Regions from separate parts of the Homo sapiens genome. Here all the other regions are linked to region 3. A link is a loop called in an ENCODE intact Hi-C map of the cell type or tissue named here. Cell type or tissue: MCF 10A. All regions are shown on one strand. Region 1 has its middle 32 kb from the start of COPRS. Region 2 has its middle 99 kb from the start of MIR365B. Region 3 holds the start of MIR193A (microRNA 193a).

Region 1 (8,000 bases), 270 kb before region 3:
GCCCCGGGTCCCCATCCCAGCTCAGTCTCAACAGCTGTGATCTTAGACAAGTCACGTGGACCCCTGGGCCTCAGTTTCTTACCTGGTGAAGGAGGGCTGGGAGATAGGGTGACCTCATGGGTTCGGTGATTGTAAGTTAGGGTTAGTGTTTCTCTGTTTTAATGGAGCTCGTGACTGTGCGAGGCAAAATCTCCCAGTTCAGGTGGCCATTTTGTATTTTCTCAGTGACCTACCAGGCCCTGGTTCAGGAGAAGAGATGGCAGATATAGAATATCAAAGGTAACAAATAGAAAATAAAGAACAACTAATTAATTCCTCCAAGATCTTGAGAGAAGCAGAGAAGAGCTGACATCATGCATGAGACAAAGGCCACTGTTCATGGGTGGGTGGGGACAAGAGTATGGGCATGGTAAGTCTGTGGGTGAGGGTCTGTCACTGGGCAGGGAGCCTTGTAACCCAGGCCCCTGGAACTCAGGCTCAGGGCCTGGCCAAAGAGTTTCACCCAACATCCCCCCACCCCCCTGCTCCTCCCCTTAGTTTTGTTTTATTTTGTTTTCTCTTTCTTTTTTTTTTGAGCGGAGTTTCACTCGTCGCCCAGGCTGGAGTACAGTGGTGCGATTTCGGCTCACTGCAACCTCCACCTCCTGGATTCAAGCAATTCTCCTGCCCCAGCCACCCAAGTAGCTGGGATTACAAGCATGAGCCACCACGCCTTCCTAATTTTTGTATTTTTAGTAGTGACGGAGTTTCACCACATTGGCAAGGCTGGTCTCGAACTCCTGACCTCAGGTGATCCATCCACCTCAGCTTCCCAAAGTGCTGGGATTACAGGCATGAGCCACCGTGCCTGGCCCTCCCCTTAGTTCTTTAGTCTTTAGTCTCTTTTAGCTTTCATTTGAAATATATGTATATATAAAATAATAATATATAAATACAATGTATTCATTAAAATTATATCCATATATCCATATATAATTTTATATATTATATACATATATAATTTTAATGAATATGAATTTTAATAAATGTGAATATTTAATGAATGAATTATAAAATTATTAAGCATATATAATTTAAATGATTTTTTCTGAAAATCTAAAGTAAAATATATTTATTAAAATTATATATATTAGGCTGGGCATGGTAACTCATGCCTGTAATCCCAGCACTTTGGGAGGCTGAGGCAGGCGGATGACTTGAGGTCAGGCGTTTGAGGTCAGCCTGGCCGACATGGTGAAACCTCGTCTCTACTAAAAATACAAAAATTAGAGGGGCATGGTGGCGTGCACCTGTAATCTCAGCTACTCAGGAGGCTGAGGTGGGAGGATCTCTTGAGCCTAGGAGGCAGAGGTTGCAGTGAGCTGAGATCACACCACTGCACTCCAGCCTGAGCAACAGAGTGAGACATTGTCTCAAAAAAAATGATATATATTCATATATAATTTTAATGAATAGATTTTTAGATTTTCAGAAAAATTGAGAAGATAGCTCCACAACGATGTGAATGTACGTAATGCCCGGAACTGTACACTTGAAAGTGGTTAAAACGGAAAATTTTATGTTACATATGTTTTACCATTGTTTTCAAAAATCAGACAAAAAGCTAGGCACAGTGGCTCATGTCTATAATCCTAGCACTTCAGGAGGCTGAGGCAGGAGGATTGCTTGAGCCCAGGAGTTTGAGACCAGCCAGGGCAACATAGTGAGACCCCATCTCTACAAAAAATAAAAACATTAGCTGGGCGTGGTGGCATGTACCTGTAGTCACAGTTACTTGGGAGGCTGACATGGGAGGTTTGCTTGAGCCTGAGACTGCAGTGAACCGTGATTGTGCCACTGGACTCCAGCCTGGGCAACAGACCAAGACCCTGTCTCAAAAAAAAGAAAAAAATTCAGACAAAACAATGAAGAAAAGTCTGAGAAACCACCACACAGAGTTCCCATATACCCTACACCAATTTCCCCTATTATTAATATCTTACATTAGTATAATACATTTGTTATAATTAATGCACCAAGAATGATACATTATGATTAACTGAAGTCCATGGTTTATTTAGATTTCCTTACATTTTACCTGGTCTCTTTTCACTTTCAGGATCCTGTCCAGGATACCTCATTACAATTTGTTGTATCCCTTTAGCCTCCTGTGGTGGCTTCTCAGACTTTTTTTAATTGGTTATTTTGTTTTGTTTGATTTTTAAAATTTAGGCCGGGTGTGGTGGCTTATACCTGAAATCCCAGCACTTTGGGAGGCCGAGGCGGGTGGATCACTTTAGGTCAGGAGTTCGAGACCAGCCTGGCCAACAGGGCGAAACCCTGTCTCTAATAAAAATACAAAAATTAGTCATGCGTGGTGGCACGTGCCTGTAATCCCAGCTACTTGGGAGGCTGAGACATGAGAATCACTTGAACATGGGAGGTGGAGGTTGCAGTGAACTGAGATGGTGCCACTGCACTCCAGCCAGGGTGACAGAGCAAGACCCTCTCTCAAAAAAAAAAAAAAAAAAAATCGGGTAAAACATGTATAACATAAAATTTACCATTTTAACAATTTTTAAGTGTAGAGTTCAGTGGCACATTCATGTTGTGTAGAGCCATCACCACATCCATCTCCAGAACTTTTTCATCATCTCAAATTGAAACTTGGTACCCATCAAACACTCCTGTTTCCTCCTGCCCCTCCCATGGTAAGCATGCCTCTTTCTGCTGTCTTTGACTATTTTAGGTATCCTATATAAGTGGAATCATTGCAGATTTGTTCTCTTTTTCTTCTTTTGTTTGTTGAAATTGATAGTTTTGAGGAGTGCTGGTCAGATATTTTGTAAGATTTCCCACTATTGGAATTTGTCTGTTTTTCTCACGACAAGACCGATGCTTGATGTCTATTTTTTACTGTCTGCCAAGTAAGATGCTAAGTGCTAGGAATTCATAAACAAAGCCTAGGTTCTTAGCTTGTGCTCATTTTGCAGATGAGGACTTGACTCTCAGAGAGTTTTAGTTACTTGCCCAGGGTCATATAGCCAATAAATGGCAAAGATGGGATTTGAACTTATCCTTCTGATTTAGACTTGCACCTTCTCCTCCACACTCCTTTTATGCAGGCCAACCAGAGCTGGTGTCCCTACCCTCCTCTTGGACCATTCACAGTCAGTTGGGTGGGTCGGAGCCAGGCAGGTGCTGGGTGCTGGGCCACCTCCATGGAGCAGGCAGTAGCTCTCCACCGAGATTTTTCTTAAATATTTATTTATTTATTTATCAGAGAGGGTCTCCCTCTGTCACCCAGGCTAGAGTGCAGTGGCATGATCATGGCTCAGTGCAGCCTCAACTTCCCTGGCTCAAGTGATCCTCCTGAGTCTCTGGGACTACAAGCGCATGCCACCACATCCAGCTAATTTTTGTATTTTTCATAGAGATGGTGTTTCGCCATGTTGCCCAGGCTGGTCTTGAACTCTTGGGCCGAAGCAATCTTCCCACCTAGGTCTCCCAAAGTGCTGGGATTATAGGTGTGAGCCACTGTGCCTGGTCTTTAAAAACTTTTCTTAATTTTAAACAATTTGAAACATTTTATACATACATGAGTGTATATAACGCATGGGGTCAGTTTGAAGGATAATAATGAAAATAAATGCCCATGTTCCCAGCACCTAACCGAACAATTCCATGTTTTCAATACTTTCTAAACCTCCCTGGGTGCTCCCTTCCCCTTAAGTCCCACCTTTTCCCCTTGTCCCTGGCAGGTCATCACCATCCTGAATTTTGTGTCTGTCATTCTCTTTTCTCTGTGGTTTTACCACATAGGCATATGCCCCATACGTCAATATGTTGTTTAGTCTGGAGAGATTGTTGGGCTTCTATTGAGTGAGGTCACAATGCACATTATGTTATGATTTGCCTCTTTCAGTCAACATTGTGTTTATGGGATTCATTCATTCAGTTTAGCTTATTCATTTTCACCACTATACAGTATTTCATTGTATGAATATGGTCTGTATTTTTTAATCCATTCTCATGGCCGTGGGGGTTTGGGCTGTTTGCAGTTTTTGCCTTTATAAGCAGTGCTGCTAAGAACATTCTGCGGCCCATGGGTGGGAGAGTTTCTCCAGCTGTCTTATGAAGAGTGGATTTACTGGATCATAGAGTATGTGTTCCAGGTGATACCAAACTGTTTTCCAAAGGCTTGGGTCCGTCTCCACTCCCACCAGTCATGTATGAGGGTCCTCACCCCTCCATATCCTCAGAGCCGTCTTTGGTGCTGGTCTGTCTTTCACCTCAGCTATGTCGACATCTCAGAGGCCATTGGCCGTACTCAGCGCTCAGGCCTTACTTGGCCTCTGGCCTGAGTATCTCTAGCTTAGTCACTTGGACTTCCGGCTTCCCTGAGCGTTTAAGCCCGTGCTTGTGTTGTTGGCTCCAGCCCTGGGTCCGGGCACAGAGCTCCAGCCTTGGCTCCAGATTCTGGGTCCTGGTAGGGCTCTGTGTCTCCAGAGTGGTCAAGGAAGTTAGACCCAAGCAAGGTGGCACTGGAATTTTCCATCATGCAGGAGACAGTGTCTTCCCATCCCCTTGCCTTCTTCCTGCCCTGAGAACCAGGAATCCTTAAGAGGGCTTTCATGGTTTTTTTTGAGGCCTTTTGGTTGGTGAACACCAGAACTGTCAGTACTGGCAGGAGGACGTGACATCTGTGCTGGCCCTAGGCCAGGCCACATGGACGTCTCTGCACAGAGCCAGCTCATCCGGCCCCAGGCGTCAGGTGCACGGGTGTGCACAGAGCCAGGCCCCACCCAGTTCAGGACAGCCCCAGAGCCCACTCCTTTTGCCTTCACCTTCCTATCAGATGCTCCTATTTTTTTAAAAAAATTTATTTATTTGTAAAGATGAGGGTCTCACTATGTTTCCCAGGGTGGTCTCAAACTCCTGGCCTCGAGCAATCTTCCCACTTCGGCCTTCCAAAGAGCTGGGATGATAGGCATGAGCCACTGTGGCTGGCCCAGATGCTCCTTTTTCTGATGGTGCCTGCACCAGGGATGGTTCCCTGTGTCCCAGGCTCAGAGTTTCTGGGTTTTCCTTGTCTTGGTAACCACGACAGCATAGTGGCTACCAACACAGACCAACCTGGGTTCGAATCCCAGTTCGACTTCTGACTAACTTTGGCATCTAGTACTGGTAACATGACTTCCCTTAGCTGCTGTTTCCCCATTGTAAAATGAGGATACCATCTACATCTACAGGATTATTGAATGAGAAAATGTGCACAGAGTGTTAGCACCCTTCCTGGCACACCCAGGACCCCAAGAACTGTTTTGGGTGCTTATTGTGATGTGGTGGACCTGGGTTTCAGTTCTGATGCTGTCACCTCTGAGTTGTGTCATTTAGCCTGTCTGGGCCTCAGTTTCCCATTTGCAAAATGGTAGTAAGGATTTTTACTTCATTTGGCTCATTGATCTAAAATATGTAAAGGGTACAGAGTTGCTCAATAAATATTAGTGAATGTTATTATTATATGAGATGCAAGGACTTACTTTTTTTTCTCAAAGGATATAGACAGGGGACATAGAGAAGACTCATTTCCTGTGGAACAGTCCAGACTTCACATATTCAAGTTTTTATAAACATTATTCTTTTAAAAAAGAATACATGATAAACATTTTGGAGAAGAGAAAAGGAGGGGGAAAAACTCACTCACGATCCCACCACCTGAATGTAAGCACTGTGAGCAAGCATGCTGCTGCACTTCCTTCCAGGGTTTCCACATGCATTTTATTAAGTGGTCGTAATTACAGGATATACGCAGTTTTGTATTCTTTTTCTTCTACTTAGCGGCATATCATAAATGTTACCCCATGTGGCTACATGTTATTGGCAATTGTGATTTTTTTTATGGCTGCATACCATCCTTAATTATGACCTTTATGAATAAAGCTCTCCAGCATTTCCCGTTTTTTCCTGAGGATGGATTCCAGAAGTCAAGTTACTGGGTCAGACGGTGTAAACACTTTTTATAGCTTCAGATTCGTATAGCCAAATTGCTTTCCAAAAGGGTGGTATCAATTTGCAGTGTAGTCATGCCTGTAAATGCTCATCCAGCTGCATATTTATTGGTATTGGGTATTATAAATACAGTTTTTTTTTGGGGGGGGCTGACTTATGTGCTATGTCTTGTCTTTATCAGCATCAGTTGCCAAACCAGAAAAAAGTTAAAAGGAGTTGAGAAACTACAACAAACTTCATTAGTGCAGAATCATGGTGTTGAAAAAGATCTTGAGCAGACTATTAACTTTTTCTTCCCCCTGATTTTTACCATCTGCAATTGAACTATAAAGGTGGATGGATGTTATATTTTAATTTAACATAATTTTTAAAAAGTTTATTTTTTTCTATTACAAGAGTAAAATGTGCAAGCCTGGACAATATGGCAAAACCCCTTCTCTACAAAAAATTCAAAAATTAGCTGGGTGCGGTGGTGTGTGCCTGTAGTCCTAGATACTTGGGGGCTGAGATGGGAGGACAGCTTGAGCCTGGGAGGCAGAGGTTGCAGTGAGCTGTGTTTGTGCCACTGTACTCCAGCCTGGGCGACAGAGCAAGACCCTGACTCAAAAAAAAAAAAAAAAAAGAGTAAAATGTGATTAGTAAAGACATGTTGAAACTATAGAAAAAGTTGAAAGATATGCAATCACTGATCATCCCAAGGCTAACATTTTGGCACATATCCTCATTTTCTTCCAATTTTTTTTGTTTGTTTTTTGAAACAGAGTCTCGCTTTGTTGCCCAGGCTGGAGTGCAGTGGCACAATCTCGGCTCACTGCAATCTCTGCCTCCTGGGTTCGAGTGATTCTCTTGCCTCAGCCTCCCGAGTAGCTGAGATTACAGGTGCATGCCACCACACCTGACTAATTTTTGTATTTTTAGTACAGATGGGGTTTCACCATGGTGGCCAGGCTGGTCTCGAACTCCTAGCCTCTAGTGATCCACCTGCCTTGGCCTCCCAAAGTGCTGGGGTTACAGGTGTGAGCCACCTCGCCCAGCCCCCTTCCAATGTTTTTTCTCCAAACATTTTTCTCCTTTCGTATAGCTGTGACTATACTATATAAACAATTTTCAATTTATCTTTTTCCATTTAACATAACAATACAGGTATTTATATAATTATAAGCATATATAGATATCCTTTTGACAGCCCACGTATTTTGTTATTTTTTATTTTCTTTTTGGAAAGAAAATACCTATGATTTTAAAAAATTCAAATAGTGCAGAAAGAACAATGAAAAGTCTCCTTTCCACCCTTGGCTTCAGTAATCCTCCCCACAGTCCTGTGGTCACCATTTCCTTGTGGATCCAGAGATGTTCTATGCAAATACAAACAGAAGCGAGCTTTTCTACACAAATAAAGATTGGAATACCATTCATCTTGCTTTGCACTTTGCTTTCTTGTCTTTCTCACTTAATATATTTTGGACACCATCCCATAACAGCACATACGGTTTTAACATGGACTTTCTTTTTAATAGTTAATAGTATATATTGTGTGGATGTACCATAATGTATTATCCAGTCCTTGCTTTTGTTTCTATAGACTATGTTGCAAGCAGCAGTCTTGCCCTTTAGGCACGTGTGTGAGTAGTCTCTGTAGGATAAATTCCTAGCACTGAAATTTTGCTAGGTCAGCAAATGCATTTTAAAATGTACATTTTATTTTGGAAGACACTATCAGATTGCCTTCAAACTCTACCCAATAATGTATAAAAGTGCCTGTTTCTCCATACCAGCAGAGGGTAAACAACATCTTTGATCTTTGACAAACTGAAAGGTAAAAATGGTATTCCCGTTTTGTTTTAATATAAGTTTTTCTTATAGGAAAGGCTGAATAGGCTGGGCACGGTGGCTCACGCCTGTAATCCCAGCACTTTGGGAGGCCGAGGTGGGTGGATCATGAGGTCAGGAGTTCAAGACCAGCCTGGACAACATGGCAAAACCCCGTCTCTACTAAAAATACAAAAATT
Region 2 (8,000 bases), 120 kb before region 3:
GATAGCTATGGTGGGCAAGCCAAGGGGTGGATCCGTTTGCCTCGTGGGTCCATCCTTTGACCCAGACACTGGGCAGGAATGGGTACCTGTCACCCAGCTTGCCTCCAAAAGCCATTAATAGGCTCAGAATATGTGACCCCTAAGCCAGTCAGCCCAGCTCGTCCACTGTCTCAGGGACCATGGGGTTAAGGGAATAACTGTTTTAGGAAAAAAGCAAGCTGGATTTTTTCAACTTCCTTTTCCTTGTCAATGTCCAACCACTCCTGCCTCCTTAACAATGCTCTGTCCATCTTCTGGCTGGCCTTCCTATCAATTTTCTCCTGATGGATTTGCTGCCGGAGAGGTCACCTCTGGCCTGGCTCTTATGAGCAGTGTGCCTTATGGCAAGCATGTGCTCCGGGGCTCCAGGGACAGCATGACCTTGGCCCTGCTCCTTCAGCTTCTGACTCTTGGGAGATCAATGCATGGAGAGGGAGCATCCACGCTAAGGAATGAGTCCCTCTCACGGCCACCGCTTCAGCTCAGAGCCTGGACTGCAAAGGGATCATGACAGATTTCCTCCAGGGAGAGGATGTGCATCCTAAGCTCTGTGGTCAGGGTCTGGCCTGGGAGGTTCTGATGAGAGGCCTGGACAGTTGTGGTTGGCAGAACAATGGCCTCCAAAGAAATCCACTCCCTAATCCCCAGAACCGGTGACTGTATTGCCTGACATGGTAAAATGGACTTTGCATATAAGAAAGTTAAGGCTCTTGACATGGGGAGATAGACTCGATGTAATCACAAGGGTCCTTATAAGAAGGAGCCAGGAGGTCAGAGAGAGGAGAATGAGGCAATGTGACAACAGAAGCAGAGATTCAAGTCATGCGGCCACAAGCCAAGGAATACCAGCAGCCGCTAGGAGAGTCAGGGAGCGGATTCCCCCCAGAGCCTCCAGAGGGAATCAGCCCTACAGACACCTTGATTTGAGCCCCTAAGGCTCATTTCATACTTCCAGCCTCCAGAACCATAAGAGAATAAATGTGCTTTCTAAGCCACCTAGTTTACGAAAACTTGTTACAGTTGAAATAGGAAACTCAGTGTGATTTGAACAAGGCATGATCATTATTGCTCAAGTTCTGAGAAAACGGGGGCCTCCCAGCTCAGTGAGGGGGGCGTGGTAGGGCTGAGCACCAGGTTTGGCACACACAACATGCTCTGTAAAGGGGCACTCCTGGCCTCGTTCCCAACCTGTTGCAGAGAATCAGGTAAGTTCCCTGAGAGGAAAGGTGTCTGACTTTTTATCTGTATCCTCACTACTCAAAGTTGGTCCACAGACCAGCAGCATAGACTCCACTTGGAGTCCACTGCAGAATCCCAGGCTCCAGCCCAACATAAACGAGTCAGAACCTAGATTTTCACAAATCCCCCGCTGCTTCTCGTGCATACGAATGCTTGAAAGGTGCTGATCATAAGAGCTTGCTAAATCCTGAGAACATTGTGGTGAGGCAGGCACAGCAGTTATCACCTGTAAGCAGAGAAAACAGAGGTCAAGTGACTTGCCAAGGCACACACAGCTGGTGAGTGGCAGAACCAGGACTCAAACCCCTGTATGTCTAACTTTAGAAGTGGCATCTTTGCCAACAAGAGGTGAGGTAGAATGGCCTAGAGGCATCACACCCGAGACCCCAGCTTCCTGCCCCTTTCTGCTCATACCTGGATCATGCTCATTTTCATCCTCCCACCTGTCTCTACTCACCTTTCTCTCTTCCTTCCTCCCCACTCCTCCCTCCTCCCTCCTTCCTCCCATTTTTCTTTTTCTTCTTTCTTTTTTCTTTTCTTTTTTTTTTTTTTTTTGACAGAGTCTCACTCTGTCACCCAGGCTGGAGTACAGTGGTGCCATCTCAGCTCACTGCAATCTCGCCTCCCAGGTTCAAGTGATTCTCTCTGCCTCAGCCTTCCCAGTAGCTGGGATTACAGGTGTCCACCACCATATCCGGCTAGTTAGTTTTTTTTATTTTTAGTAGAGACTGGGTTTCACCATGTTGGCCAGGCTGGTCTCAAACTCCTGACCTCAGGTGATCTGCCCACCTTGGCCTCCCAAAGTGCTGGGATTACAAGCCTGAGACACCGTACCCAGCCCCATTTTTCTTTCATTCTATTTTTTCGTTCTCTCTCTTTCCTATCCTCCCCTCCCTCCCACCTTTCCTTCCTTCCTCCCTCCTTTCCTTTTTCCCTCCCTCCCTATCTTCCTCCCTCCCTCTCTCTTTTTCTCCCTCTCTCCCTCCCTCCCTCCCTCCTGAGAGGTGAAGCCGGCTGGGCTTCTGGGTCAGGTAGGGACTCCAAGAACTTTTCTGTCTATCTATAGGATTGTAAACACACCAATCAGCACTCTGTGTCTAGCTAAAGGTTTGTAAACGCACCAATCAGCACTCTGTAAAAACTCACCAATCAGTGCTCTGTGTCTAGCTAAAGGTTTGTAAATGCACCAATCAGCACCCTGTAAAAATGCACAAATCAGTGCTCAGTGTCTAGCTAAAGGTTTGTAAACGCACCAATCAGCACTCTGTAAAAACAGACCAATCAGCACTCTGTAAAATAGACCAATCAGCGCTCTGTAAAATGGACCAATCAGCAGGATGTGGGTGAGGCCAAATAAGGGAATAAAAGCTGGCCACCCCTCTGGTCACCTTCCAAGTTGTGGAAGCTTTATTCTTTGGCTAGCTGCAATAATTCTTGTTGCTGCTCACTCTTTGGGTCCGCACTACCTTTGTGAGCTGTAACACTCACCACAAAGGTCTGTAGGATCACTTCTGAAGCCAGTGAAATCACGAACCCACCAAGAGGAACAAACAACTCCAGACGTGCCACCTTTAAGAGCTGTAACACTCACTGCGAAAGTCTGTGGCTTCACTCCTGAAGTCAGCGAGACCATGAACCCACCAGAAGGAAGAAACTCTGGACATGTTTGAACATCTGAAGGAACAAACTCCAGACACACCATTTTTAAGAAATGTAACACACACCATGAGTGTCCACAAGTTCATTCTTGAAGTCAGCGAGACCAAGAACCCACGGGAAGGAACCAATGCTGGACACACTCCCTTCTTTCCTTCCCCACTCACTGTGCACTCCTCTGAGCCAAGCCCTGGTATGGAGAAGGTCCTGCCTTCCAGGGGTGCACCTCAGTGCTCTCCACACCTGGCTGAGCATCACAAGCACTTGGACAATCTACTTATTTCTGACATCTGGCTACACTCCAGAGTCTGAGTCAGATTCTCCCAGAGCAGGGCCTGGGCTTGACTATCTTGAAATCACTCCTGAGGTGATTCTGATGCAGCAAGCAGATCTGCACATGGGAGTGGAGAATCACCAGTTTGGAGGAAGTCTTAGGTGTGCTGAGGACAAAGAAAAAGAAGCAATCAACCCTAGGGTATGAAGCAGGAAGGGTCCACTGCTAGGAAACAGGACTTCACAGAGGAGATGACCGAAATCGGTTTTGAGGGATGTATAGGAGTTTGTCAGGAAGGCAGGGTTTGGATGGGAGTAGGAAAGGTGTTTTAGGTAAAGAAAGCAATTTCTACAAAGGCGTGGAGGCAGAAAACAGTGACATATTCGGGAAGCTGTAAAAAATTTAGTGTGGCTGGAGGGTCAGGCAGAGATACAGCTGGAGAAGTGCCAGAGGCAGGTCACCAGCAATGCAACAGCCCAGTTTGTCTTTACGTTTCCTCAGAAAACCCTTTCTGCCCCTTGATCATCATTTTTAGTTTCTGTGGACCCTTTCCCTGCATTTTTTCGAATGCCACGATGCCCAGAGGGACCTGTATTCTGCTGGCATCTAAAACCAGAGGAAATGGAGCCAGGGAATGTCATCCAATCTGAGTCTGTCCAATAGCCAGAAACTTCCCGAGGGGCCTAGGCATACAGCTACTGCGATGAGTAATGCACAGAACCCGCAAGACTAGGGTTTGAATTCCAGCCCTGCCTCTAAGCTGTGGAGCCTGGAATTGGGTATGGAACCATTCTGAACCTCATTTTCTTCTCTTTTCAAAACAGGATAGACACTGGAGGCATGGCTCTCCTGTGTCGATCCGCCAGTGCCTGGCACATTGTAGGCATGAAGCAAATGCAGCCTTCTTCCCTCCTTGCCTACTGCACTACACTCACCCACATCCAGTTGCTTTCCTCTAAGCCTGCAGAGCTGCCAGTTATCTCGGGTTTTTTGTTTTGAGATAAGGTCTCACCCTGCCACCCAGGCTGAGGTGCAGTGGTGTGATCACGGCTCACTGCAGCCTTAAACTCCTAAACTCAAGTGATCCTCCTGCCTTGCCTCTCCAAAAGCTACCACTACAGGCGTGCACCACCTCACCCAGCTAATTAAAAAGAGTATTTCTCATGCCTGTAATCCCAGCACTTGGGAGGCCAAAGCGGGTGGATCATCTGAGGCCATGAGTTTGAGACCAGCCTGGCCAACGTGGCGAAACCCTGTCTCTTCCAAAAAATACAAAAATTAGCCAGACATGGCAGTGTGTGCCTGTAATCCCACCTACTCAGGAGGTTGGGGCACAAGAATCCTTGAATCCGAGAGGTGTAAGGGGCAGTGAACTGAGGTCGTGCCACTGCACTCCAGCCTGGGCGACAGAGTGAGGCCCTGTCTCGAAAAAATTTTGTTCTCTTTTTGGTAGAGATGGGTTCTCGTTTTGTTGTCCATGTTGGACTTGAACTCCTGGCCCCAAGTGACCCTCCCTTCTCAGCCTCTCAAAGTGCTGGGATTACAGGTGTGTGCCAGCGTGCCCAGCTAATAACCTGTTTTTTTCTTTTGTTTTGTTTTGTTTTTTGAGACGGAGTCTCGCTCTGTTGCCAGGATGGAGTGCAGTGGCGTGATCTCAGCTCACTGCTACCTCTGCCTCCTGGGTTCAAGTGATTCTCCTGCCTTAGCCTCCCAAAGTGCTGGGATTACAGGCATGAGCCACCCGGCCGTAACCTGATTTTTAATGACATAATGTCCGGTATTGTTATTTAGATGAAAGCCGCATGACTGTGGTCAAGCCCCTCCTCCTCTGAACCTCAGCTTGCTCATCTGTGAAACGGGAAGAGTCATGTGGCAATGCCCGGGTTTTTGCAAGATCTAGACGTGTTGTCGCTGACCAGCAGCTGTCATCCCTTATGTGACCCTGCTCCCAGGTAACAGTGTGTGTGCAGGGATGAACTCATAACCTCCCTGGCCAATTGTGCCTTTCCTTGGACACTACTGAGTTGGGCCTCACCAGGAGGAGTGGTTTCTTCTGTGGGCAAAGCTGTGAAGGCAAGAGTCTGGAAACTGAGAGAAGACATCTTCCTCCACCACATGGAGAAGATGCTCTGTGATAAGAATCGGGACCACAAACTGGGAAGCAGCTCTGAGGGGCAGAGAGATCCTCAATGCACTTGAGTTCCTGATTCCAGTTCTAGGAGAGGTGAGCCAGACCCCTGCCTTCTTGCCCTTTGCACTTGATGATTACTTTTCTGGAAACTTTCCAGAATAATTTCATCCTTTTGCCTAATTAGTTCAAATTGGTTTTTTGTCTCTGGTACTGAAGACGAATCAGGTTTGTGTTACTAACCCGATTTTCAGGTGAGGAAACTGAAGTGCAGAGAAATCAAGTAGCTTGCCCAAAGTCACTCAGGGGGTAAAATCAGAGAAGGGATTTGGACTCAGGACCACCTTAGCCCAAAGCCCCTCCCCTGCCCTCAGTCCCACTCTGTGTCTTGTAAAACACAGCAGGCTCCCTGGAGAAGCAGCTCTGTTTCTTTCTGAATCAGCAGAAGCCAGTCAGGAAAAGAGAAATCATGCCAGGATCTCAACAGGGGAAATTTAATATGAGGATTTGGTTACACCTGGCAGGAAGAGAAAAAACAGAATACTGAGGAAAACCCAGAGAAAATAACTATAGAAAGCAGCCATCACCTTTAAGGCTGGGGGGATGAAAGGGAAGAAAACAGGAAACTAGGAGCTTGGAAGGGTGGAGCTTGGGCACTAAGAGCAGTGCTGGCCAGCTCCGAGGGTTCTTCTTTCTGAGCAGGCAGAGGAGGGCTGGCACCGGGATGCTGAAGGACGCTGGAGACTGGACCAGCTGCCACTGCTGGGCTGCACTGACAGGAACAGCAAACAAACGGGAAGGGAAAAGCACCTTCTCCCCTCTCCTGCCTTCCGATCCTTCTCCGGGACTTCCTATGGAGAGATAGCACCAAATAGAAAGCCAGCTGGCAAAGGGGTCTGGGCACTGTAGTTGCAGAGGTGCAGCCCAGCCCGGCATCACTGAGCCAGTGTAGAAGGGGGACTCAGAGCTGAGGGACCCTAGGGAAATAGTGGGCACATCTTCCATCTTTTCTACTCCTGTGGGCAAAGAATTGGGTTATTCCGAATCAAGACCCAAATCTATCCTTTGTCCCTTTCTCTGATCTCTTTCCTCAACTGTAGTGCGGGACACAGAGCTGGCCCAGAGTCCAGGCTTTTGGCCCCAGGTACATCAGATACATTGCAGGAACTGAAGCCACGAGGCAGGCTTTTTTTTTTTTTTTTTTTGACAGGGTCTCCCTCTGTTGTCCAGGCTGGAGTGCAGTGGTGCAATCACTGTTCATTGCAGCCTTGACTTCAAGGGCTCAATTGATTCTCCTGCTTCAGTCTCCTGTGTTGCTGGGACTACGGGAGTACACCACCCATGCCCAGCTATTTTTTGTATTTTTTATAGCAATGGTGTTTCACCATGTTGCCCAGGCTGGTCTGGAACTCCTGGGCTCAAGCAATCTTCCTGACTTGGCCTCCCAAAGTGTTGGGATTACAGGCATGAGCTGCCACGCCTGGCTGAGGCTGGCTTTGGGAGTGCTGGAGGAACACGTTTGCCCCACCCCAGCTCCCTCCCATGAGAATTGCAATCTGCCTTGTCCAGGTCTTTATCAAAGACTCCAGGGAGCCTGGATAGCTGGCATGGAGGATTAGCTGCTCCCTGGCCAGGGGGCAAGGGCAGGATTCACTGTGGCAATAGGGACCTTCCTAACCCATCTGGAGGTCACTTTTCCAGGCACATCTGCTCAGACACAAGGTCTGACTGCAAGGCTTATTGGGAAGGTGAGTCTTCACTTTGGCCCCTCCTGCTGCCTCATCCCTATGCCCTGTCATTCATTAGGTCAGACTCCGAAGCCTGGGAATCCTCTGTGTTCAGCAGCTTTTGGGCCCCTGAAGCCATTTGAAGCTGCCCGAGTCTCTTCCCTGTCTCGACTTCTCCTTCTACCCTTTCACTTTTCTTTTCTCTTGTAGCAGAAAGAGAATGATGGGATTTGGACATTAGTCACACTTTGTTCTACCACTTCCTGACTATAAAGGATATTGGCAGTGATCAGAGGTCCCAAGATGGCTGAATAGGAACAGCTCCAGTCTACAGCTCCCAGGGTGAGCGATGCAGAAGACGGGTGATTTCTGCATTTCCAACTGAGGTACTGGGTTCATCTCACTGGGGCTTCAGACAGTGGGTGCAGGCCATGGAGCAGGGCGTGGCATCACCTCACCAGGGAAGTGCAAGGGGTCAGGGAATTCCCGTTCCTAGCCAAGGGAAGCTGTGACAGATGGCACCTGGAAAATCAGGACACTCTCACCCTAATACTGTGCTTTTTCAATGGTCTTAGCAAACGGCACACCAGGAGATTATATCCCGAGCATGGCTTGGAGGGTCCCACACCCATGGAGCCTCACTCACTGCTAGCACAGCAGTCTGAGATCCAACTGCAAGGTGGCAGCGAGGCTGGGGGAGGGGCGCCCACCATTGCTGAGGCTTGAGTAGGTAAACAAAGTGGCCAGGAAGCTTGAACTGGGTGGAGCCCACCACAGCTCAAGGAGCCTCCCTGCCTCTGTAGACTCCACCTCTGGGGGCAGGGCATAGCTGAACAAAAGGCAGCAGAAACTTCTGCAGACTTAAACATCCCTGTCTGACAGCTTTGAAGATAGTAGTGGTTCTCCCAGCACGGAGTTTGAGATCTGAGAACAGACA
Region 3 (8,000 bases):
TGATCTTCAATCTTTCATAGGTTGGGATTTTTCTTTTTCAAAAAAAAAAAAAAAAAGCCAAAAAGGCAAGGTTAATTATTCACCAGTCTGCAATTTACCTAAGAGTTGAGGGAATGCAAGTTTCTTCCCAGTAGGCAGGACAGGGAGTCCAGCTGGATTTTTAGGAGTCTTCCGTCAGTCTCCCTGCAGGTCTCGCTAAAACCCTCCCCCTCCTACCAGCTTTCTACCTTGCATTTAGCTGCTTCCTGAAGAAGGCTCCAGGGTAAATCAGTCTATGTTCAAGCTACTTCCCCTTGAAACCTTGAGGTACCCATCTTTGAAAGAGGGACTGGGGGTGGGGGTAGGAGCCAGGAAGGAGGCCTCTGCTCCAGGAAACTATGAATTCAAGAGAGAGCAAAATCAAAAAGCTCTCCACTACAACACAATTCCTCAATACAACGGCTTACACGGAAGCATAAATCAGTTGCAGGAGGCCAGGCTAGCCCAGCCTACTGCATAGCTGATTCAATCACATTTTGCAAAGGAAAAAAACCCAAGAAGGAAAAACCTAATCACTCACTTCCCCCAAAGAAACGAAGCACCAAGTCATTTCCTAAAAATCTCTAAAGCCCTGGCCAGACCCAGAAAGAATGGGGCACAGCCTGAGGGAAACTGCCGGGGGCACCACAGTGCTCCTCAGGCCTCATTCCCAGCCCTGTGAGTCCACCTTCCCCAGCCGGTCCCCTCCAGGGTGGGTGCAGGGCAGCCAGCCAGGCCTGCTTTTCGGCATCTCATTGCTCCAGCCCACTTCTGGGATGTTTTATGACCACGCAATATTCTGGAGATTTCCACTTCATTTACTTTTAGACACTGATCCCCAGGGCTGGGAGAGGCATTGGTTCAAAGGGAGAACTTTGTTTTCCCAAGCTGATTCAGCGCTCCAAAGAGCATTTTTCTTAATTAGGGGCGAGGTCTCCAGTTGAAGCTCCCATCAGTTCCACTCCTAGACAATTTTGTCTCCAAACTAAGAATTTGTCAAGATGTTCAGAAATCTACCCCATGGCCAAACTCTTTTCTCCCATAATTCTGACATCTGCATGTTCCACTGGGTAAGCCTCCAGGACAAAGCTAACATGGACAAAAGTCAGGCCAACTGCAGGACGGGGTATGTCCCTTCCTGGCCTCCCAGGCCCAAACCTGCCTCCCTGACCCCAAAACACACCTGACTGCCTACCACACACCTGACTCCCCTGTGTTGGCTCCCACATGCCCCCAAAACAGGGACAACAGTATGGGCAGGACGCCTGCAAAGGACTACTCTACACGTGGCCTGCAGAGGCAGGGAGCCTGTGGGAAAATGCCTCTTGAATGGGTTTTTACACGACCTGGCAAGGGGTGGGCCAACCTGGCCGTGATGGTTCCTCCCTCTCACCCTCCCTCCTCCCAGCTCCTAAAAACCTCTCCTGTTTTCCAAAGCCAAGTAAGACAGGGACCAGACGTTCCCTATTTTGTCAACCAGTTCTTCACACAGTTCAAGTCACCTCACTGCATGTCCCCAGATGTTTTTCCACGGCCAAGAGCCAAAAACACAACACAAACAAAGGACAAATAACCAAAGTTCCAACACCAGGCAAACCCGAGGTTTCAGGGGTTGGTGGGTTTTTGTTTTCGGGGAGTAGAAGCAAACGCACTAGAGGAATAGATAAGAGACTTTAAAGGAGAGTTTAAGGAATTCCAGCAAAAAACTTGAAGAGGACTAGAGTGGGTCCACATTATGTTGCATCGGTCAGGGAACAAAAGACCGGCCATTGGGAACACATCCACAAAGATCCATCTTTAATGAAATGGTGTTTGGGAGAGGAACAGGGGCTTCCTGCGCCACCGGGCCAAACCTCCGCTTCCCACCTCCCCAGGGGCAATTCTAGAAGTCAGGCCCCGTTCTCCCCACCCCCAAGCTCAAGGTTGCCGCCCTGGAAAGCACAGCAGGGCAGGCCTCGGTAAGTGGCAGGGCTTGGCCCATGGGTAAGCCGGGTCCCGTCTGTCCACTCAACCCAGGTCGCCGGGGCGCGGTCCACGTCTGCCCAAAGGGTACGGACCCCAAGCAGTGACCGACTCACACTTCCGAGAGCGTCGCTATTTCTCCAGCGAAGTGCGGGGATTTCCCGAATCACCGCACGCAGCCGGGGCGAGCGCACCTCACCACTCCTTCTCCAGCGTGGACCTGAGAGGCAGCCTGGCCGGAGCGCACGCCAGCCCGGGAGGAAGCCGGCCTGGGGCGAGGACCGGGGAGAAGACGCTGGTCCCGGGGGCCGAGAACTGGGACTTTGTAGGCCAGTTGATCCGACACCCTCATCTCGCCCGCAAAGACCCAGCCCTCAGCTCCCATCCTCGGAGTTCGGGGTGCGTCCCCGACGGGCTTCCCGGGGCTGGGTCCGGTCGCCGGCTCTGTGCACCGCGCTCCGCTCCGCCGAAGCTCTGGGTGTCCCTCAGGCGGCGTTCCCCGGGAAAGTCCACCGCCCCGCCCGACCTCGGGTCGCGGGCTCCAAACCCAGCCCTCCAAGGGTTACACGACGCTCGGCGGCCTCCACGCCACCCCCGGGCCGCCTCGGCTCAGGCCGAGGGACAGCGCTGGGGGAGGGGGAGGTGCGGGGACCAAAGCCTCCCCACCGCAGCCCCACTCCCGAGTGGGGCGCAAGAGTTATGCGCCGAGAAACTTCGCCACGCTCCCACGCCGCGCCTGCGAGGCCCAGCTCCGCTCTGCCTCGGTTACCTGCGCTCAGCTCGGCGGGCGAGGGGCGCGGGGCGCGGGGCAGGAGCCGTGGCCGACCTCTCGCAGCAGGCCGCACCCTCCCGCAAGGCCGAGCCCGCACCGCTGCCTGGGCACGGGGGCCATAGCCGCTAGCCGGGGCCCGCGCCCCGACGTTCCGGGAGCCCCTCGAACTCCTGGCCGGGGGCCGTGGCCTCGCTCGACCTGCCCGGGACCTGGGGGCCGCCGCCGCCCCCTCCGCTAGGAGAGCGAGCCCGACGAAGCCGGGAGAGGAGCGGGGCGGCGAGACCCCTCGAAAGTTGGGGGGGTCGGCTTGCTCGCCGCGGCCCGACCTGGCTCCACGTGCTGGTGACACATCAGGAAGGCTGCGCGCCCCGCGGCTCCCGGCGGGCGGACGCGGCCAGCGCCCGCCCGCACCGCCTCCCGGAGCCGAGCGGACGGCGCCCCGCCCCGGCCCGCCCTTCGCCCGCCCCTAGGCGGCACCGCCCCCGGCCGCGACGCCCGCTCCAGCCTGCGGCACCGGCGGGAGAGACCCTGACGGCGGTGGGGGGTGGCCCGGGTTCCCAGGTCCCGGGTGGCCCGCACTGCCCCGGGGATGGGGTCCCGACGCGGGCGGCCCTACTCGACAGTCTGGAGTGCCTTCCTCCCAGTCACGCAGTCCTTCCCGCCCCGGAGCCCAGTAATTTTCCCTTTTCCTCCTTTGACCCGTCCGAGCAGCTGCCAGCGCTTCCTCCCGCGGAGACCGGCGCGGGGAGCCCCCTGCCGGCCGCTCCGCTCCCGGGCCGCGCCCCCGCCCGGTGGAGCGCGCCTGCCGCCGGCCTCAACTTCCCCATCTAGAACCTGGAGCCGCCGGGCACTTCTGGCAGGGCTTTGGTGGCAAAGATTATAAATTAAAGTGCCAAGCATAGTACCGGGCAGCATACTTTCTTGAGATGTTAAAATTTCGTGCTTTCAACTCCCAGTTCCAGCGGCCTGCAGACAACCTCTCTTCCTGGCTGTGCTGTTTGAAAAGCTGAGTTCCTTTAGGGAGACTGTGGAAAAGGAGTGGGACAGAAAAGCTTTGAGGCTGAGTAAGAGCTGTCCCAAGATTAGCGAGGGGTGGGAGGTCAGTGGAATCCCCTTGGTGGAGACCTGCTGCCCCACTGTCTCTCCGGAGACGCCAGGATGTGGGAGAGTAACTGCGTGTCTCCTCTGGGACCTGAACCAGGCCTCTACCAAGATCCCCAGCCTCAAGATGGCCAGGATTCCAGGCACCGTGGGTGATGGGGAAGCCCAAATAACCACTGAGGTTGAGTTTCCCAACCTCTTCAGGTCGAGATTTGGAGCCATTTAAAGAAAATAACGTGACATATCTGTTTGTGTCCCGACATAGATATTAGCTATGTTCCTGCCTTCTCTTTCCTGGCCTCACCAACCCAGATCATGCCTTTAAATCTCACTATGAGGCTGGGCACGGTGGCGCACACCTGTAATCCCAGCACTTTGGGAGGCCAAGGCAGGATTGCTTGAGCCCAGGAGTTTGAGACCAGCCTGGGAACATAGTGAGACTCTGTCTTTACAAAAAGTTAAAAAAAAAAAAAAAATTAGCTGGGCGTGGTGGCACACACCTGAGGTGGGAGGATCGCTGAAGCCCAGGAGTTAGAGGCTACAGTGAATTATGATCGCACCACGGCACTCCAGCCTGCGTGACAGAGGGAGACCCTGTCTCTAAACTTCACTTTGGTAAGGGTTGAGTGGTATATCTGGTTTATCTGATCCCCACATCGGGATCCCTGGGTAGGACATGTCCAGGAGCTGGTGCTCCCAGGAGTGCGTAGCTGGGGGAGGGATGGCGGCCAAGCGCTGGCAGAGATGCCCAGTGCTGGGGCATGGACAGCGCTGGCCCCAGGCCTCTGTAATCGCCATTTTGTGGGAGCGCAGGATTAGAAGGGAAGAAAGAAGATGCCCTGACGTTGCTGGAGATGCAGCCGGGGCTGGAGGGGGTCTGGAGTTAGTGTTCTGCTTTCTCTTCCCCTTTTATTGCTCGCTCCAAATCTGACAAACCCTTAGGATCTCTGAGACTCAGGAGCCGGGAGGAGCCGGTGTCCTGGGGGGATGAAAGGGCAGGGTTGTAATGGGTTTACCCCGGTGCTGATCCCAGAGAAGCTCGAAGAAGATTAAGATTTGCTCCCTGGGCCTGAAATCTCCCTGCTACCCCCTGACCACATCAAAGGACACGGCCGTGGGGGGTGCCTAATCCCATCAATGGAATCAAAGCTGGACAAGAAAGGAAATTCTTCGATCTTGGGGCAGCAGCAGGATGCAGCTCACTACAGAAAGGCAGATCGAGGTCCTGGCCTTTTCCACTGGCGGGAACATCCCAAGAAAGATCCAGTCCACAGGCAGATAGGGCCTGCCCTTTTCTTCCTGAGGTGGCCACTGCGGGAAGGTCAACCACAAGAACTTGGGATACCCAGCAGCAGGACTGGGCCTGCCTCCAGGGGCAGAGAAGGACCCCGGGGGCAGGGGGTGGGGGCTCACCCAACATCCCAACATCATACAGCTTTTCTGGCTCCCAGCTTGACTTCTGGAAGGGGCTTTTGCATGTGACACTCCTTGCCACCAGCGTTTCCCAAAAGGTGGTGCTCATATGAGAGATGGTTTTAGATGGAAAAAAATGTAATATGTAGTATTAAATATAAATTTTCTGAATATTGCTGTTACAATGAGGCAAAAATGGTTAAAGTGAGCCAACTCAAAGACAAGAATTTAGTAAATAATGTTATAGGTAGTATTCTGATATGACAACAATAATGGCAGTGGTATGCAAATGCAAATTACTAAAGTTAGAAAAATAGACCAGGCGCAGTGGCTCAGGCTTGTAAGCCACAAGCACTTTGGGAGGCCAAGGCAGGCAGATTGCTTGAGCTCAGGAGTTCAAGACCAGTCTAGGCAACCTGACGAAACCATGTCTCTACAAAAACAAAAACAAACAAAAAAAATTAGCTAAGCGTGGTGCCGCGCACCTGTAGTCTCAGCTACTCGGGAGGCTGAGGTGGGAGGATCACTTGAGCTCAGGAGGTTGAGGCTGCAGTGAGCTGTGATCATACCACTGCACCCTAGCTTGAGCAACAGAGTGAGACCCTGTCTCAAAAATTAAAAAAAAAAAAAAAGAAAAGAAAGAAAAACACTCCTTTCAATCATCTTTAGAGAAATGTTGCCTTAGAACAGTAGCTTTCAAACTCAGTCATGCCCCATGATAGGAAATACCTGTGTGTGTACGTATGTATATATGTGTATGTATCTATGTACATGTGTAAAACAAATGTTTTATGAAACAATTCTTATGCACTCAAATATATATTCTGTGTTACCGTTTCATTTTTAGAATGCTGTTTACAAGCTGTTAAATTGGTTTCACTTAACAGGGTTACCTCCTGCTGTTTGAGAACTTCAAGAACATACCATGATGATGATGATATTAACATCTCTCTGTTATTTTTATTTATTTATTTATTTATTTATTTGAGACAGAGCCTCACTGTGTTGCCCAGACTGGAGTGCATTGGCGTAATCTCGGCTCACTGCAACCTCCGCCTCCCAGGTTCCTGCCTCAGGCTCCCTAGTAGCTGGGATTACAGGCGCCCGCCACCATGCCCAGCTAATTTTTGTATTTTTGGTAGAGACGGGGTTTCACCATGTTAGTGAAACCTGACCTCGGGTGATCCTCCTGCCTCAGCCTCCCTAAGTGCTGGAATTACAGGTGTAAGCCACTGCACCCGGCCCAGAAAGAGTTCTGAGAGAAGACATACGCATCCTGGGGACCAGAGGGAGAAAAGGGCTGGTGATAACCTGAAGTACTTTGTAGGTGACTATGGAATTTGTGAGGGTGATTTTCTCAGCATATTCTGCTTAGATGGCAATGCACCTGGGTTTTGTTTCTCTCGGCCCAAATGATCTGGACCAAGGGAGAGCCCCAGAATCAGGGGAAAGGCAAGCAGGAAGGGAAATCTTTACTGCAGAAAAACTACTCTGGCATTACCAGACTTGTCACTGCTTATGGCCTGTTTCGATTCCTCACCTTCTCTGCAACCTTCTGAGAGTTATTTCCTGCCTCTGAAGTTCAGTTTCCTCATCAGCAAAATTGGGACGTGATTTTTTTCTCTGTGATTTCTCCCAACTTGATTGTTCCATTACTGGAGGATGAGAAGTTGAGTTTTCTTTTTCTGACCTTCATTCATTCAGCCAACAAATGAAGAGCCTCATTTTATATACCAGGGGAAGAGAAGACAGGACGCTTGCCCTCAAGCAGCAGCAGAGGGGTAAATTCCCCAGAAAGGAATCCATTGTCTCCAGGTGTTGTCATATTTCAGCAATGCCATGGCTGTGCTTTCAGCTGAATTCAGTTTTCCTGGATGATGGGGTCTGGGGAGGAGGCAGGTGACCTGAGGCTCCCTACCCAGGCTGGCCTTCTGCACGTGATGCTGAGGATGACTCCTGGGAAGTGAGGTCACACAGTGATCCCTACTGGCCCCAGGTCCCAGCCCTCTTACTCAGTGTTCTTTGAAATGCTTTCAGTAGCCAAAGCCCATGTCTGGAAAATATTAGAGCCCTTGATCCAGAAGTTAAGCCTTTGGCCTATGAGCTTTATCTTTGCCCTCACTCTCTGTGACTGAATTGATTCTTGTCTTTAAGTTCCCACTCTGTGTGTGATGGTCACTGTGCCATGTTACCCCTTCAAGAAAGGGTTTGTCCCAGCTGCTTGGAGTGCTGTCAACAGACTGTCTTCTGCCATTAGAGCCGCCTAGTCTAAGCTCTCTGGACAGCCCACATCCAGTGAGTGGTGGGGGAGGGGGGCTCTCCCTCATTTCACACCTGCTTCCCACCCTTTCCCAGGTGGAATAAGCATTCTGCACATTAAGCTCTGTCTAGGGGTCTGCCTTCTGGGGATTCCAACCTTTGACAGTGTATATCTGTGTCCCTCTCTTGCCCCTAAAGCCTTAATATTGTAATCAAGTATAGTGATTTTGGTCACCATCTGCTGTTCCTATCGATCAGGCATGAGTGTTTGACAAGTGAGGTGCCAGTTTGGCCTACAGGCTGGCAAAGAGATAGACCATCTCCTGGGTGCATGTCAAGTTAATAATGAAGATGACTTTTCCTAGAAGATTTGAGCTCATGCTGTAGACAAGCATAATATCTATGATAAAAGTAGAGCTTTCTGGGTGACCTAGAACAATCACTTTCCTTCTCTTTGCCTGTTTCTGCAGTGTGA

Evidence for each region. A loop is a pair of places that touch in the nucleus more often than their neighbours do. Peaks named below come from ENCODE experiments on the same cell type or tissue, not always from the same donor. Only the 100,000 strongest peaks of a DNase experiment are listed, where the experiment ranks them.
Region 1: it touches region 3 in a loop (5-fold over the local background); 3 of 110 quality-filtered maps call a loop at or near these places.
Region 2: it touches region 3 in a loop (2.7-fold over the local background); 5 of 110 quality-filtered maps call a loop at or near these places.

The regions. Positions count from the first base shown.
Region 1 is chr17:31,822,873-31,830,872 of GRCh38, reverse strand. No RefSeq gene overlaps it. Among named protein-coding and RNA genes, the nearest start is that of COPRS, 32 kb to the left of the region's middle. In MCF 10A, no CTCF peak of the experiment used is centred here; DNase peaks (open chromatin) are centred at 4,372 and 4,692.
Region 2 is chr17:31,670,394-31,678,393 of GRCh38, reverse strand. No RefSeq gene overlaps it. Among named protein-coding and RNA genes, the nearest start is that of MIR365B, 99 kb to the right of the region's middle. RefSeq lists an enhancer at 1-342 and a silencer at 6,763-6,947. In MCF 10A, no CTCF peak of the experiment used is centred here; DNase peaks (open chromatin) are centred at 3,243 and 3,883.
Region 3 is chr17:31,554,366-31,562,365 of GRCh38, reverse strand. MIR193A (microRNA 193a) reads right to left here and starts at 2,370; the gene lies at 2,283-2,370. RefSeq lists enhancers at 2,567-3,357, 4,691-5,315 and a silencer at 3,099-3,588. In MCF 10A, a CTCF peak has its summit at 3,505 (motif pointing left); a DNase peak (open chromatin) is centred at 3,445.